Regions from separate parts of the Mus musculus genome. Here regions 1, 2, 3, 4, 6 and 7 are each linked to region 5. The links are chromatin loops, found by intact Hi-C in ENCODE. Cell type or tissue: heart. All regions are shown on one strand. Each heading gives the region's core, and the rest is flanking DNA. Links, peaks and the distances in the headings are about the cores only.

The links. Peaks named below come from ENCODE experiments on the same cell type or tissue, not always from the same donor. Only the 100,000 strongest peaks of a DNase experiment are listed, where the experiment ranks them.
Region 1: it touches region 5 in a loop (3-fold over the local background); 8 of 42 quality-filtered maps call a loop at or near these places.
Region 2: it touches region 5 in a loop (2.5-fold over the local background); 4 of 42 quality-filtered maps call a loop at or near these places.
Region 3: it touches region 5 in a loop (3-fold over the local background); 4 of 42 quality-filtered maps call a loop at or near these places.
Region 4: it touches region 5 in a loop (2.6-fold over the local background); 2 of 42 quality-filtered maps call a loop at or near these places.
Region 6: it touches region 5 in a loop (2.6-fold over the local background); 6 of 42 quality-filtered maps call a loop at or near these places.
Region 7: a loop joins it to region 5, with 6 times the contacts of the local background. A loop is called at or near these places in 24 of 42 quality-filtered maps.

What each region holds. Positions count from the first base shown.
Region 1 is chr1:90,495,498-90,499,867 of GRCm38, forward strand. All of the region lies in intron 1 of Gm28722 (a long non-coding RNA gene), which reads right to left. Among named protein-coding and RNA genes, the nearest start is that of Gm28722, 6.3 kb to the right of the region's middle. In heart, for the core only: a CTCF peak has its summit at 2,199; a DNase peak (open chromatin) is centred at 2,274.
Region 2 is chr1:90,151,672-90,156,041 of GRCm38, forward strand. Iqca (IQ motif containing with AAA domain) reads right to left here and starts at 1,765. Exons shown (of 19, transcript NM_001368722.1): 1 at 1,494-1,765. The coding sequence starts at 1,504. It overlaps 4930434B07Rik (a long non-coding RNA gene), which reads left to right and starts at 1,821. Exons shown (of 4, transcript XR_878374.2): 1 at 1,821-2,067; 2 at 2,402-2,586; 3 at 2,724-2,962. In heart, for the core only: no CTCF peak of the experiment used is centred there; a DNase peak (open chromatin) is centred at 1,880; H3K4me3 peaks cover 951 bases; H3K27ac peaks cover 1,750 bases; H3K27me3 peaks cover 3,080 bases.
Region 3 is chr1:90,243,475-90,247,844 of GRCm38, forward strand. It overlaps Gm34930 (a long non-coding RNA gene), which reads left to right and starts at 3,791. Exons shown (of 6, transcript XR_878384.1): 1 at 3,791-4,053. In heart, for the core only: a CTCF peak has its summit at 2,261 (motif pointing left); a DNase peak (open chromatin) is centred at 2,217; H3K27ac peaks cover 3,440 bases.
Region 4 is chr1:90,289,377-90,293,746 of GRCm38, forward strand. 2700003A03Rik (a long non-coding RNA gene) reads left to right here. Exons shown (of 4, transcript XR_003947931.1): 4 at 1,248-1,394. Among named protein-coding and RNA genes, the nearest start is that of 2700003A03Rik, 19 kb to the left of the region's middle. In heart, for the core only: a CTCF peak has its summit at 2,086 (motif pointing left); a DNase peak (open chromatin) is centred at 415; H3K27ac peaks cover 1,814 bases.
Region 5 is chr1:90,586,224-90,590,593 of GRCm38, forward strand. No RefSeq gene overlaps it. Among named protein-coding and RNA genes, the nearest start is that of Gm35192, 5.5 kb to the left of the region's middle. In heart, for the core only: a CTCF peak has its summit at 2,333 (motif pointing left); a DNase peak (open chromatin) is centred at 2,348; H3K27ac peaks cover 2,404 bases.
Region 6 is chr1:90,273,608-90,277,977 of GRCm38, forward strand. 2700003A03Rik (a long non-coding RNA gene) reads left to right here. Exons shown (of 4, transcript XR_003947931.1): 1 at 1-298; 2 at 1,787-1,943. Among named protein-coding and RNA genes, the nearest start is that of 2700003A03Rik, 2.9 kb to the left of the region's middle. In heart, for the core only: no CTCF peak of the experiment used is centred there; a DNase peak (open chromatin) is centred at 2,461; H3K27ac peaks cover 3,064 bases.
Region 7 is chr1:90,203,303-90,207,672 of GRCm38, forward strand. It overlaps Ackr3 (atypical chemokine receptor 3), which reads left to right and starts at 678. Exons shown (of 2, transcript NM_007722.4): 1 at 678-785. In heart, for the core only: CTCF peaks have their summits at 670 (motif pointing left) and 2,164 (motif pointing right); DNase peaks (open chromatin) are centred at 659, 2,189, 3,609, 4,099 and 1 weaker place; H3K4me3 peaks cover 4,000 bases; H3K27ac peaks cover 4,000 bases.

The DNA.
Region 1 (4,370 bases), core at 77-4,076, 91 kb before region 5:
AATGCCAATCGCCTCTTTGTTTGTCTACTGATGTAAAACATAAGATAGCTCTTAACTGAGGATTTCCGTAACTTAAAAACGTTTACGGAGATTTTAGTTTTAAAATGGATGTTCAATGCATTAGAACATTAAAATAAGGTTTCTCCAACCCTAACCCTAACTGTAGATCTATCCCTGACAGCAAGCCAAGCCCACACTTTCCCTTGAACTTGGACTCTGGGCAGGGAACGCAGAACCTATCTATGCACAGTCCACTGACAATTTTACAAAGCATCATGGACTGTCTGTAGTCTGGCATGTCACCCTATGAAAATATGTCTCTAAACGAAAAACTAATGGTTTTGTTTTATTTTTATAGTGAATGGGTTGTAGAAAGCCAGGAGGAAATTCTGCCTTCCAGACTGCTTATTTTACTTGGGAAGGGAAAATGCCTCGCTAATGGTGTCCTTGAAGGCGACCTGAGCCAAGGAGAAGGAGCATTGCCAAGTTTAATGGGGTAAAAATTCCTAAGAGCAATAACAGCAAATTATTTTTGGGAGTAATGCCCACTACCACCATAATTATTTATTAAGACTGGGAAGTCACCATCTTCAATTCACAATGACAGAGAAAACAGAGTGAAATGATCAGCACATGGTAGGCTGGGCAGCAAAGCACCCCTCCCAGACAGCAACAGTCACCAGTGCTTAGCGGCAGACCGTTTAACCTCAAAAGATGAAGACGTCAAAACCAACAGCATCTAAGTTCAGGGGCCTATAGCAGTGCATCAGTGCATTATCTATGAAGAATGATTTTCAAAAACTGCGGAAAGTAAATTAAAAGGTCCGCATTCTCGAGGCAGTCATGTTGAGGGGAGAAAATATGTATAGCTGTGCAGAAGGATTCGCCAAAAGGGTTTTTATGAACTTGGCAAAAAAATAAATAATTTTGAAAAGTATCCAGAACAATTGGCTTGAACTTCTAAAAGACAATCTGAGACACAAGTGTACCACAGACGACCGTTGTGGTCTTGTCTCGCAGTTATTAAAATGTGTTTTAAGAGTGACGTTCATGGGTTTGTTAGATTGTTGGATAGGCGTCTGAGGGACACGTCGAATATAGGGCACAGTGTGGAAGAGAAGGAGATTGCACACAGCACAGACAGCCCCATGTGCAACGTGACATGCCCAGAGCCACATTTAATAACAGGAAATATAATTAGACAAAGTGGGTTTAATCACATGGTTGATTTAATGCCATATAACAAGCCAAACTGTCATCATTTCAGTGTATGATTGACCAAAAAAAAAAAAAAATCACTGATGAGAGTTTTGGGTTTTGCATTCTGATTTTTGTTTTTGGTGTATGGAAGGCTTTGACCTCTGAACTATCTTCTTTCAGGTGTTCAGTGATAACGGTGACTAGGGGAAATTATAACTTCTGTGGTAGTCTGAATGAAAAAGGACCCCATAGGTTCATAGGGAGTGGCACTTCTAGAAGGTGTGGCCTTGTTGGAGGAAGTATGTCACTGTGGGTGAGCTTTGAGGCCTCAGAAGCTCAAGCCAGACCCCAGTGTCACTCTCTCTTCCTGCTCTCTGCAGATCCAAATATAGAACTCTCAGCTACCTCTCCAGTACCATGTCTGCCTGTGTGCCACTGTGCTTCCTGCCACAACGACAGTGGACTAATGGAGTAAACCTCTGAACTGTAAGCCAGCCCCCATTTAAATGCAGTGATTACAGTGTCTCTTTATAGCAACTAAAATCCTAAGAGAACCTTATATTATACATCACAGGCTGGTGAATTTTATGTGTTTTTACATCATTAAGAAGAAAAGTGTGCAAGGAGATTAGGTGAATGGTATGATGTCCCCATAATCATTTGAAGATTCTAGAAGCCAATCACAATGAATCAAAATCACATTGCAAGTCATTAGATGCACTAAGGTCTAGACAAAATAGATTATAAGTAAAACCCAAGTCAGAAAAGCCAATTGTCAAGAAGACTGGGTGGCCCTGAGCATCCGGAGGCCTGAGACGTCAGATGTTATGAGCTGGGCTGCCTGTATACTGGGCAAGTCCTAGGAAGGTGGTTTGACATCCATGGCCCAGGGCTCAAAAAACATAGACTGTCTCAAGAGTGATTCAGACAGCTGCCTGCATCAGGCAGCCCTGGTGGGGTGAGGCAGCATACAGAAGTTTCCAGGCAATGATCCATTTTGGAAGTCCAGAAGGGTGTTGACCAATGTTGGAGAATTTGTCCAGAGTGACCAGAGCCCTGCCAAGGAAACTCCACCCAGAACTGGAGCTGTGCCCTGGGAAGGAGGCCACAGGGAGTCAGGCTGTCCTAAGACCTACCAAGGTCTTGGGGGAGGTGCCAATCCTGGAAGAAGGGATGTTCTCAGGACCTCAGACACTCAGTCCAGACAGAGAACAAGGTGAGGTGGATGCCTGAGGAAACAGAAACTGAAACAGGGAATTGCCACAGGCCACCCCATGTGCCACCAGATTGCCTCAGGGAAGTCCTAACTCACTCTGCCTCTAGTTAGACTGGGGACACGGTTTAGAGGAGTAATGGAGGTTAAATTAGGCCATGTGGTAAGCTCAACTGGAATTGTAAGACTCTGGGGAGCCTTAGCTTACTGGAGACTCCCTGAGTGAACCACATGAAGACAGGATCGATGCAAAAAACAAGAGGAATTTATTGTTCCAGTGCACTGGGGTCGTCCCAGACCCGAAGGAGAGGCGGCGACCCCAAGCACCAGCTCAGTTTTTATATGGTTTCTAAGGGCAGAACAGAGAACAACTAGGCACAATATGATTGGTGGAACAGTGCACCCTTTAAACTGATTGGTCTTTAGGGAATGAGGTGACAAGGACTTTCCTTGTCTGAAGGTGAGCAATGGTCAGTCCTGTGGAATGTGTCCCCACCCACAGGTCAGGTCGGTCCCAGCCCTTTGGTCTGAGAAATGCTAATTAGCCTTCCCCTTCTGGAGGGGCGAGTGTTTCATGACCTTCCCAAAGTTCCTGAGCTGACGACCTTTTCAGAAGCAGAAATTGGGACACAAATTCACATCATAATATGTTATGAAGACACAAGCATGGCAGCCACCGACATGCCCAGGAGACAGGAGAATCAGCACCTGATCTCTGTCATCCAACCTCTGAACCCTTGAGAATATGCATGATTAGTGTTTAAACTGCTTCATCTGTGGTGCTCTGTTGTGGCTTCCCTAACACACCCTAACACTGGAGCAGAAACAGATTACCACACCTTGGGGATCACCCCCAAGAATGCAGGAAAAGACTCAGCAGGAGCATAGCACCATGGCACAAAGCCCTGTGAACTTCTTGGGCAAGAGTATCCTCATTTGAAGATCAAGAATCAGTGCTAATCCCTGCCTCGAAAGCCTGCAGCCAGTACCATACAGGGACAATGTGGAGTATGGCAGATCAAAGCTAGGGTGCTCAGCTGAATTCAAATTTTAAATAAGCAATCATTTTTAAGTACAGTTCCCAAATATTGCAGCAAACATACTTCTTTTGAAGAATTATGAAGGGGCCTGTGTTAAAATAAGCAGACATTCCGATTGTAAGAAAATCATCTGCATTATCAGCTTTAACTAAAAGTTATAGATGAACTTTTCTCCTTGGTAGGAGGGCTTCCGGGTCAGCAAGACACATAGGTAGCATGAGTTTGATCACCTGAATTTAGTCCCTGGAAGCCACATGATAGAAAGATGGAACTGTCTCCTATGGAATGTCCTTTGCCCCCTAGATGTACACTGTGGCTCATGTATACCTGCCCTTGAGCATGTGTGTGCTTGCACGCACACACATACACACACACACACACACACACACACACAATAATAACAACAGCAATAATAACAATAACCACAACAGAACAAAGTCAATTATAACAGGGATTAAAGAAAACTTTCAAAATACCTAAAAGAGGAAGAGAGTATGGTTCAACCCGTACTGCTTGTGGTGCTTTGAATGAGGATGTACCCCATATGGTCCTGTATTTGAACACCCGATCCTTAGCTGGCAGTGCTGTCTGGGGAGGTTTAGGAAGTAGGTCTTTGTTGAAGAAAGTATGTCACCAGAGGTGGATTTGAGAGCTAAACAACTCTGGACACTTCCAATTCACTGCTTCTTGCTTAAGGCTCATGATGTGAGCTCCCAGCTTCCTGCTCTTGCTGCTGTGTTTGCCTCTTGCTGCTATGCTCCCCACCATGTTGGACTCAGCCCCATGGAAGTGTAAGCCCAAATAAACTCCTTTCCTGTAAGTTTCTTTGGCCGTGGGGTTTCAGCTTAGCAACAGGAAATGACTAATGCATAGCTCTTCCTGGTGGGCCATCAGGTCACTAAGGTGTTCTTAGATGT
Region 2 (4,370 bases), core at 243-4,242, 430 kb before region 5:
TGTCTGCTGGCCCAAGTGCTCCCAATGGCTCCCATTATCAAGGGTGGCACGCGTTTCCTCCTGGCCTCCTCCTCCTCCCTCACCACTGGGTATTTTTGTTTCTTTGTTTGTTTTTTGTTTTGTTTTGTTTTGTTTTTTAGATTTATTTATTTTGTATGTGTGAGTACACTGGTAAACTGTAGCTGTCTTCAGACACACCAGAAGAGGGCATCGGGTCCCATTACAGAGGGTTGTGAGCCACCAAGCAGTGGCTGGGAATTGAACTCAGGACCTCTGGAAGAACAGACAATGCTCTTAACAGCTGAGCCATTTCTCCAGCTCTGTAAGCTGAGTTTTTCCATTCAAAACTCCCTGCCTCCCCTGTCCTCCGTCACAGCGACCGCCTCATCCCTTTCTGCTGTGGGAAACTCTCAGGCCTTCACTGCACCGGCTCCCCTCTCCCATGTCCAGAATGATCTTTCTGGCCCATCACTCCACGGTCAGTTACGAGCAGAGACCTTAGGCTGCTAATGTGGCTTCCAGTCTTGCCTCTTCATAGACTCATGCCAGGATCACTGGGTAGAGCCTGCTCTCTCTCTCTCTCTCTCTCTCTCTCTCTCTCTCTTTCTCTCTCTCTCTCTCTCCACCATTTTCCCATGGAGGAAGGGGTTTTGGATCCTTTGCCGTGCTAGCTCTTCTTCCCGCTGATCCGGGCTCGCCCTCTTACCTACACTTATTCTGTGTCTCCTATGGACCATCCTGGGTCCACACTGTCAAGTTCCTACTTCATCTCTATGAAGCTAAGAGCTGATATTCAACAGCCTTCCTTCGAGTTCCACAGGCTGCATGCATGCAGTCTGCTTTCCTGGTCTCCCCACACCCCACTCCTCACTTCCAGGCTTAGGTTTCCTGAAAGTCAGTATTGGGAGGCTGGGGGTAGGCTGGAGCTGGAGCTGGAGCTGTGGTATACAGCTGTTACACATTGACGCTGTGAGCCACTGCCCCATGAGGATGTCTCTTCAACAAGATGGAAACAGCACGCAGAGCTACAGCTTTACAGGATGGCTGTGGCCATGGCTGGGCCCTGAAACTTACTCCAGTCAAGCCATACCGTGTGCTCCCAATGTGAAGTAAGTGCAGAGCCAGGTACACAGGGTGGGGACAGACACACACAGGGCAACAGCCTCGGGGTTGGGCTGGGAAATAGGGTATTGCTGCTTCCCCCAGATCTTTCTGGAGCTCGATCTAGGGACTGGTGTTTCCACAAGCAACCCCTTCATGACTAATAGAAAAGCCACCTCGGTCACCCATGACATGTGATGAAGGCCTGGAGGTCCTCCCCTGGGGAAGGAGGGAAACAGTCTAGTGTTCCTTGCTGAGACAGGGAGAGTCATTTCTGAGGCACATTGAACTTGATAAAAGATAAAAAGGAGGAGGGAGGAGGGAGGGGGAAAGGCAGAAGCCACCCTGCCCAGGCGACCCCCCCACTAAGGCAATAGTAACCCACCACTTACAGGTTCGACATGGTTGGCCTCTTTCTGTCTTTCCTTCACCCACAGGAAAGCTTTTCCTTGGCCTCTAAAGGCTGGCCTACTGCCGAAGTTGGGGGAACTCCCCCTAGAGGTTTTCAGAGGTTGGGGATTCCTCTGGAGGGAGGAACAGGGACTGAGGACAGCCTGTCTCTTAGGGCAGGGAGAGGCTTGGCAGGGTTGGTGACCTGTGGCCACCCTCCTGGAGAGCAGGCTCTGACTGGGATTCCCTCGCTCCGGTTGCTGCCTCGGGCTCTGGAACCCCACTTCTCCCACTAGAGCGTCTTCAGGTGGCCCCTAGCAACAGGAACTCTACATCTGAGCAGTGCCTGCTTATGTTTCCGTTTCCGTGGCAACTGCAAGGCAGGGCGCGAGGAGCTAGGGGCGAGGCAAGTTCTGCAGCTGACCGGGTGGGAGGAGCTACGTCCGGCTCTCCAGGTCCTGCTTTGTCTCTGTCTGGAGTCTCTGACATCTTCCCATCTTCAGAGTGGGTGCAGAAGTTGCGCACTTTGGCAAGCGCAGAGGCCGGCACTCCATAAAAGAGAAGTGCCCTGTTTATGTGAGCCGTCAGCGACCCGCAAAAAGGCTTTTCTTAGTTTTCATTCTTAGTTAACGTTAAAATTTAGTGGCAAACTTTACAAAGAATCTGCAGTTCCTTTAGGGGCATGCCCTGAATCGCACAATAGAGAGACAGGATTCGGGGAGGGAGGAAAATGTGGGGGGAAAGTGGAGAAGAGGGAGAGGGGAAAGAGGAGAGCCAACGCAGGAAGCAACAGACCCAAACCACAGACCATTATCGAGGGAGGGAACAAAGGAGGTACGAACCTCTCCCCAACCCTGTAGCAGTATGAACCTCCATCTAGAGGCTGCAATGGAGTCCTGATTTATGCTAGGCCCAGTTCCCCAAGTCTTTGTGGAGAAAGCAGCCAGCCAGACAACACACCAAGGGTCCCAGGGATGTTTTTTTGATGAAAGGGTTCAACAGAGAAAGGAATTGGGAAAAGCTGAGAAAGGCCAGGCACAACTCAGCATGTCCTGACTTCGAGGAGCCGGAATCAGCCATAGTGACTGTGGCTGGGTAAGATGGAGACTCATGGGCTGCTCAAAAGGGTTAGCTGGTGTTCCTGGGGGGCGGGGGAGGAGGAGCTTCTAGGGCTCTGGAGATTGGTTAATTCCTTGGGGGAGAAATATGCGGGCCTGACTTTTGATCCCTAGCACCCATGGGGAAAAGCCAGGTTCTGTGGCACACATCTTTGAAGCCTGTGCAGACAAGACGATCCCTGGTGTGCACTGCTAGCCGATCTAGTCTGTTCTGTGAGCTCCAGGCTCAGGAAGAGACTCCATCTGAAAAAATAAATGAGGTGAAGAGCAGTCCAGGAAGAAACCTGATGTTGATTCTGGCCTTTATCTATGTGCCCGCCCACAATTCATGGAAATACAAAGAGACATCTAAGGTGGGATGGGGGAAATAGAGAGAAGGAGGGAGAGAGAAGGAGGGAGGGAGGGAGGGAGGGAGGGAGGGAGGGAGGGAGGGAGGGAGGGAGGGAGGGAGAGAGAGTTTTCTTGCTATGTTCTGGGAGAACCAAGAGATGGCAAGACAACACCAGGAGCCATGCTGGCTGTCAGCAACAAGTGCTTTCAGTGCCAAATACAAAGTGCAAAGCTCTCGAGGGGAGAGTGGGAGCCACTTAGTGCTCAAATAGGAAAACCATCAGGACCTTAACTAGCGTGTTAAATGTCAAGAGAGAACTCAGGACCCCACAGCTTGACCATAAGAGCTTTCATAAATTACCTTGATCTACTTGCATTCCCAGGCGGAGGTAGAAGGAATAACTCAGTCAGCGCTCAGCTGGGAGAGGGCAGTGCCAGCTGCTGTATGAAGTCAATGCAAGTCACACACACACACAAGCTCATCAAAACAAAGTGCTTGACCACGGTGCTCAGATAGCAAATAGTGCACGCAGCTCCGAGTTTGACGCTAGGGTGTCAGGCACAGTGTTGTGACGTTGGCCACCACCTCACTGGACAGTTATGTAAGGTGGAACTGAGAGCCGGGGGTGTAAGCAACTAGTTTCAAGGCCACACTCAAATAGACACTGGAGTTGATGTGTATCACTAGCTGTTTGGTCTTCGAAGACCACCTGGAGTTTCCCACCTTGTAAAGATGGGAACCGCTTCACCTTTCCTGGTGGTGCCTTTGAGAAGTCAAATGATTATGGGTCAGGCCCTAAGTAGCCCTGACGAGGGGACAAACAGCTGAAGGTCTCAATCTCAGTGTGGGTACCAACACTTGTCTTGGTTAAAGTTTTGGGTTTCTGTGAGACCAAAACAGTGGGTCCTCAGCTATTCATCCATCAGGGACACCCAGCACTGCTCCCTGAGGGGACAATGCAGAAAGCCCACTGCATCCACTGCCTTTAGTGATTCGCACAGCCTCAGCATTCAGTTGCCAAGCTCCTTGTCAAGGGTGCTTTACTTCTTGCTCTCTTTGGAGCAAATAGACACTTACACTGCCATCTGAAAAGCCAGATAGGGCAGCAGACAGAGACACTTTGCTGGAGTTAGTAGCCTTCATGGAGTTTGGGAAAGAGTGACCATGGGGTGGGGGTGGCTATAGGCCGTCACCACAGAAGGACACTTTCTTGAAAGTGAACAGGCTCAGATGCCTGTGGAGGTCCACTTGAGCTATGCTTGCATCTAATGCTTAAAGGTCATCTGTGAAGGCGCATCAAGCTCAAAGCAGGACCCAGGCATCCCTGGAAGTCTAGAAGTGGTGGTGTCCCTGGGGGGATTAACCCCCTTTTTGGATCAAGGTTACCTGGTTGTCTTCTCCTCAGGGCTGTCTATCAAGCCCAGGAAGTC
Region 3 (4,370 bases), core at 258-4,257, 340 kb before region 5:
TGGAGTGGTGGGTTCCCTGTCACATGGTGTAAATAAACAATCCTTGCATCAGGGGGCAATTCTTCAGCACCTGGCCTGTTGATGTCACCACTGTGACCAGCAGCAGCTCAAGGAAGACTGAGAGGCACCCACCAAACAAGCCTGACCCACAAGCTCAGTGTGAGGAACCTGGAAAGATACTTGGTGTCCCAGAATGTCCCTTCTGTGTCTGGATACCATATTCTAGGACATCTTGGCTGAAGGCACAGGTTCCTATAGAATCTTTTTTGGTGTTGAAACAAGTTACCCTACCTCAGTAGGTTCAAGCAAAACACAATTCGATCCTCCAAGTTTGATCTTTGCCACTGCTGAAGTTGGCCTGCTTGGAGAGCTGGCTTCTTTTGGGGGTTATGAGGAGACAAACTTCCTCATCATTTGGACATCTACTGTGTTCCTTGATTTGTGGTCCCTTCCTTCAGCATGAAATTCTTTGCTGTCACCAGCACACGCCCTTTTCTCCCCTCTGTGGTCATCCCTCTGCCTTGTCCCTTTGAGGACATGGTGTTATGATCAGAACATGAGATGCCCTCAGAGCCTCATGCTTGCTCCTTCATTTGTGGCTTTATTTAAAGGCCATGCTGGCAAAGCAGGCACCAGGATCTTGCTTTTGAAGGAGACACCTGTCCCTGGTTCTGCTGGACATCTTTGTGTTCTGCTCTCTGACATGCCCTCTCAAACCTGCTGAGATAGGGTAACTTGTTTCAACACCAAAGAAGGCTCCATAGGAATCTTCAGCTGGAATGTCCTAGAATATGGTATCCAGACACAGATGGGACATTCTGGGTCTTCAAGCATCTTTCCAGGTTTCTAACACCGAGGTCATGGATCAGGCTTGTATGGTGGGTGCCTCTCAGTTTTCCTTGAGCTGCTGGGAACAGAGGTGACATCAACAGGCCAGCCACTGCCTCCTGTTCCTGTCACCAAGGGTGGAACCTGCTCACCATGCCATCCTCACTTTGAAACTGTGAGCCAGAGATACCCCACCCCTAACCCCATGACCACCTTAGGTTGTTTCTGTCAGGGATCTCTGTCACAATGACACAGGAAAAGTAGCCGAGATGCTCACTGTGGCCACATTGATAACCCAGGCCTGTCTTTCCTTAAGACTCTTATTTTGGAATGGGGAAGATGGCTTAGTCAGTAAGGACCTTGCCTTACAAGCATGAGTTTGAGTCTAAGAAACAAGTGAAAAAAAGGCTCCTGTGGTATGCACTTGTGATTCAGTTGCTCAGGTGGAGTGGGGCAGGGGTCAGAGACAGGAGGATTCCTGAGGCTTGCTGGCCCCTAGCCTTGTCTAATCAGAACCATCAAAGAAAATCAGAGAAACAGTGTAGGAGGCTGGGCATGATGGTGCATACCTTTATTCCTAGAGCCTAGAGGCAGCAACTAGTGAGTCTCTAAGCTTAAGGCCAGTCTGGTGTATATAGGGCGTTCCAGGCCAGCCAGGGCTATGTGGTGAAAACAAAACCAAACACAAACAACAAAAATCAACCAAAAAATTTCACAAAAACCAACCAAACAAACAAAAAACAAAAACAAACCCATAAAACCTAAACAAATAATAAAGCAAAATACCAAAACAAGTAACTCAAAACAACAAAACAAAATAGACATGCTTGACGAACGACAACTGAGGCTGTCTCCTGGCTACACACACACATACACACATTCTCTCTCTCTCTCTCTCTCTCTCTCTCTCTCACACACACACACACACACACACACACACACACACACACACACACGTCAGGATAAGAGGCATTCCACACATGCTCTGGGGATCCGATGTGGACACCTTTTTCTTGTAGGAATGGGGCAGCATGCAGCTTAGCTCAGAGTACGAGAGAAGACTGAAGATGGTGGTTGGCAGCTCCTCTACACTGGTGGTAGAGAAGATGGACCTGTGAAGACAAATAAGGCAGAGTTTGGGGATGTATGCTGTCAGGGTAACCAGCAACCAAGGAGAAGAGAAGCCAGGGTAGATAAAGGTCAGGTGTGGCCTGTCTGTGTCTGAGACTGTGCCTGGCAGTCAGTATGGGTTCCATAAGCACTAGTTATGTGAAGAAGCAAATGCGTATGCATGGGGTGCAAGGTGGGGTGCTGCTGCTTCCTATAGGCTGTCCCGCAGCCTCCCAGCCTTGCTCTCTCAAGCCCCCTAGGAGAGCCAACCCAGGAGAGCTGCATCAGACAGCTCTGATTCATCTTAGGGTCACAGTGCCACCTTCAGGGAGTACGACATGCATAGGTTGCACTGACCTTGGGGGAGGCAAAGGTGCCCGGGCCTCAACACACAGAAGTAAGCCCGGACAGGTGCCAGGCTTTCGGTTCCGTTCCACTCTCATCTCTACAATCTGGGGGACAAAAGGACCCACAAGTCAACTCTGTATGGTTCAGGACCTGGCTTCCTTTTCTAGGCTTTCCAGCTCTCAAGGATGGGTCAAAAATGTCCCTGCTCTCCAGCTGCTGCCCAGTTCTCACAGCTGATTAGAGGGCAGATGGGAAACTCACATGCTGAGCTATTTTCTGAACTGTCTTCCCTGTCAGTCTGTCCAGGAGGCAGTCTAACTTTCCCCGACTATGTGTGTCCCAGGGTCGAGGGAACCCTTCATACTTAATTATATTCACTTGCAAAATAGATGTCTACTGAGGTATAAAGCACTCCTAGAGTTGATGCTGGGGCAAGCTGGACCAATGACGGCACTGTCTCCCTTCTGAAACTTCCAGGGCCTTAATCCTGTACACACTGGTGGATGGTGCTGGGCCCAGAGAGCTTTACATTCCTTGGCCTGGTTGGACACACGTCAGTCTCCCATTAAGAGCTTTGGTTGTGGCGTTCTTAGAAAGTTATTTGTTTTTCGGAGTTGGCGAGTTAGCACACAATGAACTGTCTCCTAAGAAGAGGAGACGGACCCCAGGCTGCAGGCTGCTTCAATCAATCATTCATTCATTCACTTATCCATCACCAGGGGGTGTCCGCTGTGAGCCAGACACTGTGGATTTAAAGATGAAAAGAGTTTGGCCCCTGTCAGCTCCCAAGGAAGGCTCAGGCTGACCACTGAGTGGGTGACAGGCGTACAAACAGCCTCCCGTGGCCCTTGGGAGACGTGGGCTGAATAAGACAGGGGGACAGGACAATCATAGACTAGGAGAGTCCAGGGTGCCTGGCCAAGGAGGAGAATTCTGTGCTGGTTGAATGAAGTGTTGGGCCTGGGGGAGGGGTTGGCGAGCTGAATACACCTCTGGCCTGAGAAGCTATCCAGATATCATGCAGGGCAGAGAAAGGAGGCAGGAACAATGGGGGAAGAGGATGAAGAGTCATTGCATCTTTTTTCTCTTGAAAGAAACAGGGTGGTGGTAAAAACATGTAAGTTAAATAACAGCTTGGTCATCTGGTGACAGGGACAGGTGCCTTTGGGAGATGAGAAACTGCAGACAAGGAGATAGGGGGAGGATGGTTCAATGGTTGGCCAAGATAACACGAGGCAGAGTTTGCCATGGCTCAGTAGAAGGGACAGAGAGAGCCTTATCCTGAGACCTGCTTGAGAGCCAGGGAAGGCAGAAAGCCATTAATGCCCAGGCAGTGGGGCTACCTCTTGACTTCTTTCAGAAAAGTGACAGCCACTGTCCCAGGAGCACTGGTGGAGGAATGGAGTCAGAGGGAAACTTGAGGGTGCAAATCTCACTTGCAGAGGATGGGCATTCTGGGGGGGGGGGCATGGCTGGGGGTGGGGTGGGGGACGCATGGAAAATCTGTGAGGGAAACCCAGACCTCAAGCCTATGTTCATCCTCCAGACTACACAACCCCATGGGGCCTCTGTATAGTCCCTGGTTGGAGCACAGATGAGACTAAGAGAGGCAGTAGGTGGCAGGCCACACCTGGAAGGGCGAGCTGCCAACAATAGACAGAGAGAGCTTGAAGGAGGATCAGCAGATCTGCAAGCTATGTCAGCTGCCCAGTGAGTACAGCGGTTGATGCCTGGTTTAAACCTGATGCTTTCTTAGCCACCGAGATGGTGAGAGTCAGCACTGACACTTGCTGGGTGGGAGCCAAGGGGTGTCTGGAGGAGGAAGCAAGTTGCACCTTAGGAGTGAAAGAAACAACATCCATCACTTAGGATGCCCTGGAGGTAGGCTCTGTGGCCAGCTAGCTCTGAGTTCTTCCATCTACACAGCAGGCAGGAAGACAGGAAGCTGATTGCACACTGCATGCTGGGACACTAACTTTATTCCTAGTGGTTTGGGAGGCTGCAAATATGGGGGATGATGATGTGCCTGGCTGGATGTACTGGGATCTTACACTGTAACAACAGATCCTATCAAGGTGTGAGAA
Region 4 (4,370 bases), core at 83-4,082, 300 kb before region 5:
GCACTCAGAAGGGCGTCTACACCCTCTTGACTAGAGTGTACTCCTGCTGAATCCTCAGCCAGCACACCTAGGGCTTATGGGAGAGAAAATCGCAGCACTTGGCCATTCTCAGGGCATGTTGTGGGCAGAGTACACAGTCTGCTCGTTATGCTGAGAATCTATGCATTGAAAACAAGTGTCTCAAAGTCTTGGGCTTCTATCTACTCCCCTTGGTTTCTCCTCCCCAGGCCCCTCCTCCCCTTTCTTATCTGGCCGGCCCACACCCTGAGCCTGCTCCCTGAGGTCAGAGGCTGTGCTGCGTCCCTAGGTCCCTGGAGGATAAGTTTTGCCTTTCTGCCCATGGGGGAGGGCTTCCACGGCCATGGCTGCCTCTATAGATCTTTGGGGGAAGTGGCCAGGAAGGCCCTGCTGACCTGTTTTGAGCTCACACTCAGGTTTCCGCTCCCTGGGTTTGTGTAGAGTAGCTGGAGGGCCAGCTATAAGTAACCCACGGGCTCCAACCTGCTCTCTCCTGGTCCCTTCATCTGTAAAAACAATTGCTGTTGTCCCCCACCCATCTCCAGGAGAGTTCCTGAGTGCGTGGGAATCTTGGGATGTTTGGGGAATTGTTCTGGTTTCCAAGGCTACATGGCTGGAAGGATGGGGCTGAGTGGCTGTGGTGGGGGTGGGGTGGGAAGGACTTGGAGGTGTCTCTCTCTCATGGGCTGTACTTCTCTCTGGCTGGCCCTCGGAGGTGGTAAGCCTCAAGTGGATGGAGAAGCTTGTTGCTTTTGTAGGCAGACACTTCCATGTAGAAACTCAGCATGACTCTCTTTAGACTGTGCCGGTGGCAAGCAGGTTAGAGCCTGTGTTCCTGCTACTGAGCCAGAAGGCATGGCTTCTGGGGCAAAGGCTGTGTCTGGAAAGGGGGCTCTGCCCCTGCTCACACATGGTGCTGAGCACACCCTCATTGAGGGAGACAGTGGCCGTGAGTTTGGGGTAAAAGGCTCTTCTGTTCTCAAGGAGACGGGTCTTGGTGTGAGAATATGGGATGGAACATTTTACACTGGTTGGAATCAAAGGAATGCATACCCCAAAATATGATAGGCAGTCATTCTTGTAGCGATACACAGAGGCAGACTGGAGAGGGGCTGGAGAAACGAGCACCAACAGACAACCCACTCCACTGTCCAGCAGGGAATTAGGGGTTATTTCACACACACACACACACACACACACTTACACACATCTGTGTTTTTCCCAAACAGGAAGTCACTGTGAGGACCTTTGTTAACAGGACACAAGATGACTACTCCTATGCTGATCCTGGGAGCCTACTTATGTGAACTGACTGCGGCTATTTCAAGGAAGAACAGGGCTCTCCCTCCCTCCCTCCCTCCCTCCCTCCCTCCCTCCCTCCCTCCCTCCCTCCCTCCCTCCCTTCCTCCCTTCCTTTGGGTACCCCTGGCTCTCCTCACTTCTTTTCTTCTGTCAATCTAAAACAAAATGTGGCCCAGTGACTGTGTTTGGAGACAGTAAAGCATTACAAAGGGAGTGTGCGCTGTGTAAGCTTTGGCATCTTCAAAAGGGTGCGCCAGGGAGAAATCCTTCAGACTGAGAACTCCGAGGATAGCAGAGATTTTGACACAGCAGTCTTTGTCTAATAAGGATCAGTAACCAGGGTGACATTAGTCTGAGGTTGAACACTTGCTGGGCAGATGTCCTTGCAGAAAGGATGGCTCTGCCAGTGTCTTGTGACAGCCACGATTGGGCTCTCATGCATGAGAGCCCTTCCTTCACAATCCCCAGCTTTAGCTGTCCCTTGGGGCAGATTGACACTAGAGACACTATGTCCTGACAACCTCCATATTTTTTTCATACCCTTTTCTTTTCTCATCTGAAGTTCAGGTCCCAGAATATGTAATCATTTTTTTAACATAAAATATAGGGGCTGGCAAAATAGCTCAGAGGCCAAACCCACTCACTGCTCTTGCAGAGGACCTGAGTTTGATTCCTAGAACTCAGCACCCAGCAGCCTAATGGTTGTGCTTTACAACAGTTGGTGACTCCAGTTCCAGACAATGTGACGCCCTCTTCTGGCCTCCACAGGGACTGCATGCATGTGGTGCACAGACATACTGCTGGCAAAGCACACAGACACATAAACAAAAGGTAGCAGAACATAAGACCTGCAACCCACCCCAGAGGCAGAAGTCTGTATATCACTTATACACTTTCTGGAAGCATCTGGGGTACCATGGAGGCACAGATCAATCTAGTGCTATGTGTGTGTCCCTCAGACTTCTGATATCCTAGTCTTGTGGGCATATTGTAACGGTACCATGATGATGACATCATGGATGAGACCTTTTAGAATTCCCTTTTAATTTAACGATATTACTTATTTTGTGTGTATGTATGGGAGTGGAGACTTGCTCCAAGGCATATATATCCATTCAGTCAGAGGACAATTTGGGAATCTGTTCTTGCCTGATACCATGTGGGTCCTGAGAAATGAGTTCAGATGGGTGGGCTTAGTGGCAAAAACCTTTACCCACTTGGTAGTTCCTAAAGTCCTTAACAATAGTATTATGATTACTATAATTAACAATGAAAGAAACATCTCTATAGAAGGTCACTCACCTATATCAGGTTTGCTGGCCTTTTTAATGTTTTCACAGAAAAGGCAGGCTCTCTCTCTCTCTCTCTCTCTCTCTCTCTCTCTCTCTCTCTCTCCCTTCCTCCCTCCCTCCATCCCTCTCCCTCTCCCTCTCCCTCCCTCTCTACTTTCTCCCTCCTCTCAGTCTTTCCCTCCCCTCCCCTTCTTCCTCTCCTCTTTCTCCTCTCCCTCTTTCCCTCCCCCTCCATCTCCTCTTCCCCCAGCCCTCTCTTCCTCTCTTCTTGTTTCTCTCTTTCCATAGGATTGGCCTTCAAAATGAAACCATCCCACCCGTGGGATTACAGGTTTGCACCAGACAGATTACTTCTGAATAATTTGAAATGGTTTGAAGTTTAGTTCTTATTTAAAAGCAAGACCTGGGGATTCTCCACAGGAAACACAGAGAGCTAGGGGAATCTCAGGGTCAAAGCACAGGTGCTGGGGACCCTGTTAGCCATCCCTGCATCCCTGGTGTCTCAGCAGAGAATCTGTCTGACATCACATTGAGAAGCTGCAATGTTTCCATGGCTTGCCCCCAAGTCACGTCACAACCATTTCCATTGCAGTATACAGGCTATGAACCTTTCAGCCCGTGGGGCCACTGCCCTGGTGAGTGACTTATTACTGTTACACTATCATGGAGGTGGCTAAGGAAAGGGCTAGCTCAGACTCCTCTGTCTCTTTCTTGCCCTCTCGTTGTCTGACTTTCATGATATGATATAGAAAGAATGCCTTGACCAGACACAGCCTCTTGATCTTGGACTTCCCAGCTCCACACAACTGTAGGGAGATTCATTTATCTTGTTTGAAAGTTGCTCAGCTTGTGGTATTCTGTCACAGCAGCAAACATACAAACAAACAAACAAACAAACAAACAACCCCAGACTGACTTGTATACATGTGAATATCTCTGGTGGTGAGGGGCCCAGGAAGCTGCAGGCCTGAAGGTAACCCCCTGCCCCACCCTCACCCACTTCCACCCCACCCCTCACCCCTGCCAAGGAGCTGAAGGAAGTAGGGGTGGAAGAGGGAGCTTGCCCTAGAGGAGCTGCCTGGAGGAAGCTGAGCAGAATGGTTCCTGCTTCCTCACCCCACTGGGAAGGGTTTCTGTGCTCAGGCCACCCTATGACATCATTCCTTCTCTTCAAATGCCCCCTTTCCTCTTTCTTCTTCTATGCCTTCCCCTGTTTTCCTCTTTGCCATCTTCTCCCCCTGCCCCCATCTCTCCTGCGCTTTCCCTTCCCACCTTCCTTATTGAGACAGTCTTCCGGAGATAGCCCAGGATAGCCTTGAACTCACAGGATTCTCCTGCCTCCCACTCTCTTCAATGAGTAACACCAACGCCACTTCCAACTCTCCAATCTCAGTTCTGTAAAGAAACGTGGTGGTGACACTGGGGACCTCATTGTCCCTCCCCATCAGGCTCTGGGGAAGTTCCTGTCGTCTGAACTTGATTTGCTCAGGTATGGGTCAAAGGAGAAAGAAGAAAAGTCACTGCAGCTGCAGTGGAAAGCCTGCTTGTAATGGCAGCCAGCATCACAAAGCACCAACCCACCAGTGGGGTAAACAAGTCCTTTTCTCCCAGGTTGGTTTTGGTCAGTGATGTATCATAGCAGCATGAAGCAAACTAGGAGATGGGGACATGTTAACAACAAGGGGTTCAGTTGGAGGAAAATGAAAAGGGGTTGGGGGTGAAAATATCAACAATAGATTATGTGCATTATGAAATTGT
Region 5 (4,370 bases), core at 183-4,182:
CATATTTGAGCATCTTGGCATCTACTTCCTAGGAAGACCCAGGACAAACCCCTGCTTCCTGTTCCCCTGAGGACTTCCTTTTGCCAATCTGTTTCACAGAGTAGGGTCTCACCCAATTTCTGGCTCTCGTGATTTCTGGGTGCTTTGAGTTATCACTGTGTTTGATGTACCACAATCCCTAGGCTGCCCGGATGTGAATTGTCAAGGTCAAGAAACAGAGATGACTAACCAACCGAAAGATTTCTATCTGGGACTAATTGCAAAGCTGGAACTGTCATGGAGGACAGACAGAGGCCAAGGAGGTCTCTTAGAAGTTCAGAAACAAAGAGACATTGGAGTCTTATTAAACAAAGAAGTCCAGAGTGAAGGCTAGGGGCTGGTGAGCCCTGGTGGGCCAAGAGCTCGGTTATCATACCAAGCTGGTCTAAAGGTCAGGCCCAGCAGCTCCAGTGTGCATTGCTAAAAGAAAGGCAGTCTTCTTACAGACAAAGCAGGCTGTTACACTGGTCCGGCCATGCAGGGTGGTTCCAGAACAATCTCCCACAGCCTGCACTGTTTCTCTCTGCAGCCCAGTGGCTCCACTCCACTTCAGATGCTGTGACAGCCACAGACCACTGCCTTTCCTCACCCGCATGGCTGCTCCTGCAGCTGATGCACAGGGATCCGTTTGCTGACTACACTCTGTGTTTGGGAGAGCGAGCATCGTGGCCAAGGTGCCAAGGAGAAGAGAGGGAACTGAGGGACACAGGACACGTGAAGAGGTCAGAATGCAGATGTCCCCAGCCCACTAAGTTGCACTTATGGCACTTATGGCACAGACCAGGGACCAGGGGTAGTTAAAACAACAGTAACAACAACCACCACCTCCAACAACAACAACACTCTCATGGAAAAAGAGCTAGTGTGGTGCTTCACACTGTGTGCTGTGGGGCAAGCTGATAATGAGTCAGACAGAGCAAATTACTCACGTTCAGGTCACCTGCTCTTTACCTGAACCACTATTGCATAGAGAGTTCAATTTCTACCTAAGACTGGGGAAATCCCTAACTACAATGCTGTTAGGGCAGTGGCAATCTCCTGCAGGCATTTGTCCCGATATCGCCATTCACCACTAATACACAAAACATGTAGAAACACGAACAATTTAGTTCTCTTTCTTTCTAACTCGGGGACAATTAGACAGTGAAATGAAGTCTCAATTTTGAGGCCAGTTCTGTGTCATGCACTAGAATGTGGTCCCAATCCCACAGCAGTGGGGACACAGAGGACAGACAGTTCAGACAGTGATGGAACAAGAGCAGTGGCCATGCTCAGAGCTGGGCCTCTTCACAGTGCTGTAGGTCCTGCTGGCTCTGACCTGTGCAAGGTGATGCATGGTGTCTCAGGCCCTTCGTACTCTGTCCTACCCAAGACTACCTGCCCCTCAGGTCCTACGTTGGTGTCATTGAAGTCCTGTGGTGAAAGGAGGAATCATGGGTAAGGCGGGGTCTCCCTGTACTGTCCTGCTTTGCCCACTGAGGTGAGAGACCAGGATGTTGATAGTGTGAGATGGGCCCAGGTCTTCAGAGTAGATCCTCTCCTCTCCATGCATTGTAGAGCCAAGTAGCTCAGACATAGACTCTCGCTGTGCCAGAGGCGCTCAGGGTGGGGAAATTCTAGAAATACACACAGGGGGCAAAGGTGGCACACACTGGGCCCTGGCAAGTCACTGTGATTCTTATTGTCTGAATCCTTGTTACCTGTCTTGGTGGGACAGTCAGGGACCATGGATGGGATGGTGGCCAGCAGCATACACATACGCAGTGGGTGTCTAGAAAGGGGGTAACTCTTGCCTGAAACCAAACTCCTCCATGTCCCTGTGGTTTGAGGACTATAACACTGTCACAGGACGACCTGAGGTGCCACAACCTGACTCTCACCCTCTTCTAGCGCCCTGAGGAAGAGCTGGGGTCATGTAAGGCAGTGTGTGTGTGTGTGTGTGTGTGTGTACTCATGCATGTGTGTGCATACACATGTGTGTGTGTGCATGTGGGTGTATATGTAAGTGTGCATGTGTGTGTGCACATGTGTTAGTTGATAGCATGCGTGCGAGTACATATATGTGAATGTATATGCATCTCTGTGGCTGAACACACTCCTTGTCTGAAGGTCACTTTCAAAGACGCCAACTCTTCAGTCTCAGCTGAACTAAGAATTATACCAATCAAACTACAAATTTTAGGGTGAGTCTAACCGCCTTTGTCTGCCTTGTTTTTGCAAATCCAGAATTAGTCATCAGTTTTTCCATGGCCGAGCTCTGCCTGGTCAGAGACTTTGTGATGAGTGCCACCTTGTGGTGCCTTTTGTATTTCCCAGGAGCAGGAAGTAATGGTCTGAGGCTGCTAGTAAAACCCATTACCAGACTCCAGCTCTGCAGCCTCTCCTATCCTGGCCTCTCACATCTGCATGCTCATGATATAAACCCACCGTACTCTGCCATTCCCAGCTTAGGGGCCAGACCCATCCCAGAGCCACCCAATTCCCAAGCAAAGCTGTTATGAGTTTACAGACAGCATCTCAAACTGTACCCTGAAGTAAACCTCTTTTTTGTGATAATGTGCCCGCCTCCAGTATTTTGTTCTAGCATCAGAAAGCAAACAAAAGCAGAAGAGGAAAGCCCCGTGCCTCTTGATTAAAGTGCCTCCAGGAAATCCCACAAGACTATGCAAAAGGTAAGCAGGGCTGGTTGCCCTTCCTCATCATCTAAGTCACACAGTGAATCCCTATCCTCCAGGGCAACCCACAGAAAAGGATGCTTCAGACAATTTCATAGAATGCTCCGGGTATTTAATGGGAAAGCCCAAGGGAGCTCACAAGAAGGTTGAAGGTTTGAGGTTTGAGCTAGAGGCACCATCCAACCTCCTGCTTGCAGGTGGACACTAGTTTCATCTACCCCCTACTTATCTCTCCTGTCCTGTCAAGCTCCTATTGAGAACAACCCATTGTGATCTTCCTACTAAAAGCTCTAAGTCACAGGCTAGGGGCAGCATGTGCTGGAGCACAGGACAGAGGACACTTGGAGCACTAGTTGGCTTCCCCTGTCTGTATCTCTCTAAGTATCCTTTATTCCTCTGTCCATAAACTCACAGTAACAGCTTTGCTAAGGAATTAAACTGGGTCGCATGGTCCATGGAACTGCATGTTTTCCATAAGTCCTTCCATCCCTCCAACCTCCAGCGCTCTGGGAGCCCATTCTGGGAGTGTTTGTGGTTGCAGCAATGACAGGAGGGTGTTGTTGATTCTCACATTCCAGGATTTTACCTGGAAAGTGTCAAGGCAACTTTTAAAATGTTTTCAAATGAAAACCGGGGTGGAAGTTAAGGACAGAGAGAATCTGATTCGTCACATGGTTGTGGGGAACTTGGAGTGTATCTTGGAGCCCCTTCCCTGGCTCCTACACACAGGAAAAGCACCTTCCTACTTTCCTTTCTGGTTTGATCAAGGTATGGGCTCACATAGTCCTGCCTGGCCTTGAACTCACTAAGGAGCTGAGGACGAACTAGTGCCCAGGATCCTTCTGCCTTTCCTTTTCCTGTGTCACACACACCCAGCTTAAACAGACACCCTTTTGAAGAAATGTGGAGAAAATGTCATATTTCAGTTTTACCTTTTTACCTTTTTTTTTTCTTCCACAAATGGAGCAGAGTTTCTGCTCTTCTGTGCCTAGTGTGTGCTTTGAGGGTCTGTCTGTCCAGGCCTTTGTCTATGTTCCTAGTGGGTTTTAGGTCTTTTCACCTCCATTTTTCCTATCAAACTGTGTGTGTTCCCATTCTTTAATCTGTTTCCTGTTTTTCTTCTCTTTGGTTAAGAAGGACCCTGGTTCTCTTTGTCAAAGTGGCAGTGGCTGGGGAGGCAGCTTCGTAGTTAAGAGCACTGACTGCTCTTGTAGGGGTCCCAGGTCCGATTTGCAAATGCCACATGGTAGTTCACAATGATACATCTGTGACTCCCGGTTCAGAGGATCTGATGTCCTCTTCTGTCCTCTATGGCCACTGCATACATGTGGTGTACACACAGACATGCAGGCGAGACACTCACACACATAACAAATAAAATACGTTTCAACAGTCAGGGCTGTAGTAGCATGGGCTTACATCCGTGACCTCAGCTCTATCCCCATGATCTACATGTCTGTTTTTATTTTGTGTCAGCCAGCACCAAGGCGCTTTTATCACTATAGCTCTGTAGCATAGCTAAGCTCAGGAATAGCAATACCCTCCACAGCCTTCTTTGTGTTCAGGTTGCTTTGGTTGCCTTGATCTTTTGTGCTTCCTTATACAATTTTAGGTTTTTTCCCCCTATGTCTGTGAAGAAAGGAGCTGGAAACTCGA
Region 6 (4,370 bases), core at 250-4,249, 310 kb before region 5:
ATGATAATGCTCTACATTAATAACACACCTCTCAGCCAGATGGGTTCCTGAGTGCCCTACAGGCTGTGACAAGTAACCATCCTGAGTTCCAACAATTTACTGTGCCCACCAGGGCTCATGGCTCCTGGATGAGTCACAGGCTTTTGTCCACATGCAGAAATGAGGCTGGATTGGCCAAGGGGAGAGCAAAGCAAAGGAACTGACCAAGGCCTGACTGGGAGGATGTGAGGACCATGGTCACTGTGCCATCAAGGACCAGAGTAATGAGCCAGAAGCAGTGGTAAGGAGTAGGGGACAGGTCAGTGAAAAGATCCTGTCTAATAATTTAAAACTGCAAAGCCATGCAGGACTCTAACTTAGAAACAGAAAGAAGTCAGATGTAGAGGGCCATGCCTGTAATTCTGGCACTGGGGAGGCTTTAGCAGGAGGACTGCCACAAGTTGAAGGCTATCTTGAATTAGATAAAGTTCTAGGCCAGCCTGGGCTATAGAATGAGAACTTGAGATCTTAAACTCTTGTCCCCTCTGCCCCCAAATAAAAGGGAAGAAAAGAATGGAAGGGAGGGAGGGAGGGAGGGAGGGAGGGAGGGAGGGAGGGAGGAAAGAGACAAGGACAAGAAGAAGGAAGTGAAGGAGAGAGGTTTCTAGTCTGAGGGCAGAAACCACAAGTCTGAGGGCAGAGACTACAAGTCTGAGGGCAGAGGCTACAAGTCTAAGGGCAGAAGCTACAAGTCTGAGGGCAAAAGCTGCAAGGGCCAGAGCTGGTTCCAAGGTTCAGCCCTGGGATCTGATGACAATGGGATGGGGCCCCTCATGTTTTGGGGAATTAAACCCTTGGGAATCCATCAACCCTTTGGTACTTTGAGCTTCTGGATCCAAGCTTGCTTGAGTGAAGCTGAACCACAGGATAGATGCAGCCTGGGAAGATAGAAAGCAGCTACTGGGGCATTGGATCCCATGGAACTGGAGTGCTGGTGGCTGTAAGCCACAGTGTGGGTGCTGGGAAATGAACTTGTCCTTTGGAAGGGTGGCCTCTGGAGCTATCTCTCCAGCTCCAGTAGGAAAAATCTTAAAATTGAAACCCGCAAAATTCTTCTATGACCCCAAGTAGACACACGAGCCCCTCGAGCTTTCCCCCTGCCTCGTATGTGGCTGTATCTGGGTGCTTCTTCCAGGTGTCTGTCACAGAGCTTGTCTGCCTTTCCCAGGATTATTTCAACCAACTTCCAAAGGGCTATCTAACTTTAATTTTTTAAAAAATGATAGTTCTTAACTCCCCCTTTAGCCCACCACCCACCAGAGGTAGTGGAAAAGAAAGGATACAGGGGAAGTGGACCTGGTTAGCCAGTTTGTTTTTTTTGTTTGTTTGTTTTTTGTTTTTGTTTTTTGGTTTTTTTTGAGCAGCTTCCATCTGTGTTGTCTGGAAATCAGCAGTTTAGTTTACAGGTTATTTAGTAGCAGCTCGGTCTACTGGTAAACATTTTATGGATATATCAGTAGTCCAGTTTGGTAGAGTTGGGACAGTAAACATGACTCAGCAATGGTGGCATGACCCAGCAGAGACAGCCAGGCCTCAGTGTCGGCACGAGTCAGCAGGAAGGACTAGGAAGGTCATCAGAAGAAGTTCTTAGCTGTGCCTCTCAGCAAACATCAGCAAAGTCGAGAGCCCCATAAGCTGTTGCATAGTTAGTTCCACAAGTAAGCCAAGCTCAGTCTCTGTCACTGTCTATCAAGTTTTATTCGTGTTATCTCTAAATTTCATGTGTTCTCCATGGATCTTTCCCTAGCACGTGACTCGGCACCTGCATCTATCTCAGCTGACATCACTCTGTCAATGAGCCTGTCCTCGGAAGCTGCAAGTAGCTATAGCACAGTACCAGAAGTTTTTTTTGGCATTTCTCTCTATGGAGTTCCAACAGATGGAGCTCAGCTGCGCAATGTAAGGTGGGCCAATACATAAATGTCCTTAGCAAAGAATCTTTCATCATGTGTCCTTTCATGTGCTTGCTTTAGTAAAACATCCTTTCACCTGTGTCTGCTTCAATGAAATGGTCCTTCATAAGTCTGCCTTAGTCTTTCACCTGTGTCCACTTCAGGAAAACACTCCCTTACATGTTTGCCCCAGCAAAACACCATCCAACACAACCGACTTTCCAAAAAAACCCTTACATTTCCACTTCAGTGCTGAGTGAGGATGTGGGCAGGACCTAGGGGGAGCAGCCACACTTTGGGCTGCTGAGGATGGGGTGGGGGGCAGCTTCTCACCTATGCTGAGTAGGAAGCAGGAGGCATCTGGAATTTGCTCTGGCTGGAGTGCAGAGGGTGTAAGATGCTCAACAGATGGCACACCCTGAGCTGCTGGTGGTGAGTAGGCTAGGCGAGAAGACGCAAACATACTTCGAAGCCTGAGGATCTGCCTGCCGGTAACATGGTGGCGCCATCTTGGGATGAGTCACGTACATTCCGACATGGAGGGGGTGAACAGTCTGCTGGTGTCATGGGAGAGGGAGGAGTGGTGAAATTTTCAGCTGCCAAGCTGGTGTTTGAAATGGAAATGGCCCAGCTGTGCAGATGATGAACCGAAGGATGCTCCTGGTAGTTTCTTTTTAACGGCATGAAGGCAGGTCAAACAACAGCAGGGCATTTTAGCTCTTTCACATGAGCTGGAGCATGAGGAAGATCTTGGCAACTAGTCCGAACTCTGCCTGCTAGCGGGCGGAGGTCCTTTGCAGCCTGCTGGGCAGGGTGTGGCTAGACTTCGGAAGTTTGTTTCTTGTATGGGAGCTTTGCTCTTCTTCAGGATGAACCGAACTGAATAAAAGCAGGAAGCGTGTAGGTGATTTGACTTCTCATTCAACAGACCTAGTAGTACCCAGGTAATGGCAAGCAAGCATACCCCTCCGGCCTTGAGGATGGGGTGCCCTTAGTCACCTTCAAAGTACAGGGGTGTGGGCAGTGGACCTATGCTGTCAGTGTGCAGTGCTAAAGTTTACTCCATGTGTGTTCTCTGCACAAGTCCACATACGTGTGGGTCTATACGTGTTTAGTGTGCACACGTGCAAATATGAGTGCATCTGTATTAGTATATGTGTGTTGTGTGTATGGCTGTTGACAGCAATTCCTGCTTCAACTCACCACTCCAAGGAGGAACACATGCCTGGGTTTCCTCTCCATATTGCTCAGGAGTTCAGGCCCAGCTAAAGACAGGCACACCTTGACCCTGACACTGGTAAGGAGCAGGAGGAAATGGGTGAGTAGCATCTACTACAGGAATAGTCTCACCCATGGTGGAAAGGAGGTGAGGCTGAGGTAGTTTCTTTAAGAGCCCAGGGAAATTCAGAGGATAAGATTCTCTTAGGAACGCTTGGCTCATCCAAGGAAGAGACTGGCCCTCAGGAGTTTGTGACTTGCACAGGGTGTTGTGGGATCACTGGGCTCTGGAATAAGCTGTCACTGATGCTAGTGCCTGACCTAGCTCCAATGGACAAGGAGCTCTGCTGACTGGCAGCACTTTCTACCCAAGGCCTGTGCCATTTTGTGCAGAGAATCCTGCATGAGACCAAGGGTGCTGAGGGGACTTCTGCATATAGTGACCGGAGAAACTTCTGGCTGCCAGCGGGGCCTAGTGCTAAGGATTGTAGGCATACAACCTCACTGGTCCCCATAGAGCCCTCCAGGCACACTGTAACACGACTAGCCTTTAGAGCTGTTCCCACTTCACCATAAGCCAGTTCTCCTGGGGCAAGTCCCAGGCCTAACAAGGCCCTCCTCTTCTCTGCTGTTTGTAGTGGAGGCCACTCAGCCCTCTCCCACGTCCCTTTCCATAGGGCAGTAGCAATGCCTGGCCAGAGCCTAGGCCAACTTCAGAACTCAGAATGTATGCCCACAGTTCCCCAGTGGCAGTAGCTTCCTGAATGCGCCTATGTCTGACAGACACTACCTCAAGAGGGGTTGTTTATGTCGCCTTTCTCCTCAGAGTCTGAAGTAGCTTTCCTGGAAGCCATTCAGCATGAGACACATGCTCCTAGCTCCTAGCTCTGCAGTCATGCCTGCTCTTCTGAGGCACTGGCTGGTGGCCGCGGAGGGCACCGACTATGCAGCTGGTCTGTTTACATCAGTGTATCCAATGCCCGCCTCTTCCTCAGGCCCAGTCAGATGCTGCTAATTTTCCGTTCTGGTCTCAGCAGATCCTGATGGCCTTGTCATTTGTGGAAAGAGTGTGTTTGAAGCCCCCCCCCGCCCCCCATGCCCATGTGCTGCTTTATTGGATAATATTCTATTCATCCCCCGTTTATGTCTCCAGAAAATATGCAACTCATTTAGTGTAGAAGGCTCTCTCAGCAACCACTGTCCATCGCTGGCAGATTGAAT
Region 7 (4,370 bases), core at 265-4,264, 380 kb before region 5:
GGACTGCGATAAAAGTTGGCTAAGCTCACAATGACGACTCTACCTCACCTGCGACAAGGCCTTTTCAGTGACTGGCACTGCTCGACTCCGTGGAACACGGTCTTAATAGGGCCTTAAGGACTTTGTGTAAGAGTTCCAGCAGAATCTGGATCCAACCTAAAGGCACTTTCCCTCACTTCTGGGTGATGGCGGTACAGGGTCGATTAATCGTCCCCTTTCCAAAATGTGACTTCTGTCCAGGAGGCATCGACAAAGAAAGAGCAAGCTTGACAAACCAACATCGAAGTTCAGAAGTTCAGAGTAATTTGTCTTGGGAACAAAGTCTTCCCTGAAGCTACAGGCATTCAAAGGAACTCCCGGTGCTCATGGGATTATTAAAAGCTATACCTGAGACTGGATCAATATTCTATCATTTTGGAACGTCCTAGGACTTCTTTTGGTTTTTCTTCTGCTGACATTTCCCCCAATAGGATCTAGCCTTTGCAAAGGGAGGGATCTGAGGGCTCCCAAGAATGTGTTTGTGCAGGAAACAACAACCTAGAGAGGGTTACAGGAGGGCGTGTGCGCCTGTACAAGCCTGCATGCCTGCGCGCTGTGGTGGGAGAGGAGGGGCGGGAGGAGAGCCGAGGGTTGCAAAACTGCCACCTAGAGGCACTTTCCCGCAGTGTATATAAAAGGCAAGTCCGGAGCCCTGAGAGATCTCAGTTGCTACAAACTGCTCAGCACTGAAGGAGCCTGCAGCGCTCACCGTCAGGAAGGCAAACCACAGCCCAGGAAGCCCTGAGGTAAGTAAGAAAGCCTTGCTTCTGCGACAGCTTTGCCGAGCAACTACGGCAAGGGGCAGGACTCCTGTTCTTACGAGAACTGGGCTTTTTCTGAGAACTCTTGGATCCCTGAGCTGGGGGCTTTAGAGCCTGCAGGTCCGGATTGGAAAGCTCAAAGCACGCTGCATGCCTGCATTGCAAGCTACTGCTCCTGATTTGGGGGATCTGAGTTCAGTCATTTGTGGAGGGAAACCTCTGTGTATGTTTGTTTGCTACTGGACTCTGATTTGTTTCTGTGAGTACTTAAGTTCCAGGAAGCAGGGAAACTTTGCAGAGAATGTGGGATGCCCCATTGAGGTTGCCCAAAGCCAGCTTAGGGGTGAGCTTGGCATCACTGTTTGCCCACTCCTACTTCTGGTTATCAGATTGGCTGTAAAAACCACAAGCGCACTTCCAGAAAGGCATGTGATATGCCCAGAGGCATCCTTCAGCGGACCAGACAACTGGGCTGAGCATTCTGAGTCTAGGATGAGTTTAAACTCCGTGCTCTGGGGGGTGGGGATGGATTAATTCACAGCTCCTGAATTCTGGAAGTTGTAAATTGAATGTTAGCTCCTCTTCATCTTATCTCTTCATGGCACCCCTGCTAATCTAATTTTGAGTATTTATTGTTCTCCTAGAAAGTGTTGTCCAACTTCAATTGGGACAAAAAAAAAAAAAAGCAGACACTAAGAAATCTAGTATTTGAATTTAAATCTACTCTCCAAGTGAACTGTGAGTGTTGCTGACTTTTGTTAGGGTGCATAAAGGTTCACTGGGTGGCTGGGAGTGAGGGAGACTCTGAGGTCAGGGGATCCTGGTCAGCCAAGACTCCTGGCTGCTAGCTACTAGGAAAATGAGGCACTGTGAAAGGCAGACTGGCTGTCTCTTCCCCTTTCTCTCTCTGTCTCTCCATTCATTTGCTCACAAACAGATTAATTAATTGTTTCGATGTGAGGTAGGATCAAGCATCTTTTTAAAGGTGTCTTGGGTTAGTGGCATCCCTGAGACCCCAGTCTGTGCTGTGGCCAGTATGGAAACTTTGTTTTTCTTTGAAGGAGCAGATGCTGGCTTTGTGGTCTTTATTTAGTTCAGGAGAATGTGGAGCTCAATGGATAGGACCAGAAAGGAGGGATGGGGGTGGTTCTGTTTTTTTGTGCCTGGCTCGTTGCAGATTGTAAATGGATAAAGCCCCCAAGTCCCCGTCTTTCTCCCATCTGAATAGAAGCCTGCCCCAAATGAAATGAAAACCCTGTTTCGATCGGGAGCTGTGCACAGGCTCCAGCTTGGAAACATTTTGCTCTAATTTCCCCCAGTCTGAGCGGTGAACACTTTGTGCTGCTCTCTGCTGAGCTCAGCTGCTGCCTCCAGGAGGCAGCAGGGGCTGGAAGGATCTGTCTGGGAGCAGAGGTGTAAAAGCTGGGGAAGTCCGACTGCTTGCTAGCTGCCTGTTGGGTTCCTCCAGTTTGTTTTTAAAGGGGCATGCACAGTGCAATCACACACATATATTTTAAAGTTCCAGAAAGCTACACGGCTGCATGCTTGTGCTTAACTGAGTCAGGGCTTTGGAGGGGAGTTTATCCAGTATTATTAGCAAACCCTTAGGGAGCTAAGAAAGTATTATGATTTCTAATCAGACCCAGAGCTGGCCAAGGGTAGGCTTTCTAAATGGGATAAAAAAAATGGAAGAAGAAGAAGAAAGAAAGACCATGAAACACCCTGGTTAGTCAGAACAGTGGCTTTTTGTGTGAGGATTTGAGGCAGAGTGCTCTAATTTTCAAATCTACACAGGGAAGTTGGTTGCAGTTACTCAGAGCTGAGTCTGAAGGGCCACTCCTTTATAAACTTTTAGAGTCACGGAGGAGGGGGAAAGGGCCCCAACAACTTTAGAACTTTTACTTTTCTGAGATCTTGTAGCAAACAGAATGGAATTTGGGCCCCCAAAGGCATTTGTACTTTTCAGCTAAGCAACCAGGGATTCTTAAGGACAATCAGGTATTAAAATGTTTCTTGTCGCCTGTTAGGCTGGGTGCATGCCTGTGATTCCAGAACTCCAGAGGCTGAGGCAGGAAGATTGCTATGAGTTTGAGACCAGCTTGGGTTATGTTGCCTACACATTATGTCTCAGAATAAAATAAACAATAAACAAACATAAAGTCTGGTAATTGAAATCTATGTGCTTAGATAAAATTGATAGACAAGTAGTAATGACTGTTTTCAAACTCCCCAGGCACTGGGGCACCTCTCTGCTGTTACAATGGAAGCAAACAGCCTAAAGAAAGAAGCAAGTGGGACCAGGTGTCGGGCAAGGATATTTTCTGCAGGGATTAGCCTTCTGATGCCTTCCTTGTTAAAAATCCACTCACTTAGAATTGTTTGAAGAGAGATGGTTAGCCTACACTCCCTCAAACTTCACTTTAAAAAAAAAAATTGTTTCTTATAAACACATCCCAGAGACTGTAGAATTTTATGGTGACAATTTTGCAGAGAACAAGGAGGTTGGCTGTGGGCAGTGTTTTGTTCTCCCAGCCCACGGCTGGGAGATATGGAGACTGTCTCAGGTGGCCTTGAGCCACTCCAGGTGGAGCCCTGGGCAGCTTGGGAAAGCTGCGTTTGAAGGCTGTGTCTGCTAAATAGCTGGCGTCTTTTTCTGTCATCTCTGCCAGCCTGAAGGTTGGTATATAAGAAGAGCCTAAGCTTTCTTAGTGTGGCTTGGGAACCTGAACCTCCTATTGTCTTGCCCAGGTCCTAAACTGGTGGGAATGCAGACTCTGGCTCTATCCTGCCAGCTGGCAGCCTTTGTATGTACAGGAACATCTAGATCTCTCTGCTAGATGCAGCTCTGCTCCCTTGGGCTGAGCACAATGGCTCTGATCCGGTTTCTGGATGGGACATTCATTCTATCTGTGAGTGCTCCCATGGTAGTAGAAGGCTGTCTCATGTGTTGGTGGGAAATTCAGCCAAGAACCCTGGGGATAGGTGGCCTGTATCAGAATCAGGGTGTGGATTTTTCTCTCCGTATTTATTATTTCTTTGAGTTCCTGAATAATTCAAAGCAGTTCCTTACTTACATGAACTGAGGTCACTCAGGGCCACAATGAATGTGTGGTCAGGACAGCATTGTTTCTCATTGGCTCAGTACTGGGGGATAGACAAGAGTCCCTTTCTGCACTCAAGACTAGGATTTGCCTGGGTGGGTGTCACGCTGGTTGGGTGTGTGTTTCAAGTAGACTTAAGTAGGGGGGTCGATTAATGGGCAACATTGCAGCCGTCATCTCTCTGATGGACAGTGGCCTCACGGTTCTGCAAAGGTGACAGTCAGACTCTCCTGCTTCAGTGAAAGGCTCTCTGTAGACTGTCCCAGCCAAATGAAAACACTGTGCCTGTAACACAGGACCCAAGTGGAAGCTGTTGAGCACAGCTCCTACTGGCTGGAGCATGGACAAGCTACAGCCCGTTAGTTACTAATGTGTGCATCCCTCGTGGCTTATCAGCTGCCCTGAACTGTTTTCAAAGGTGTAGATAGGGAAGACAGGCTGGATAAATACCTACCTCCAGACTTGAGTC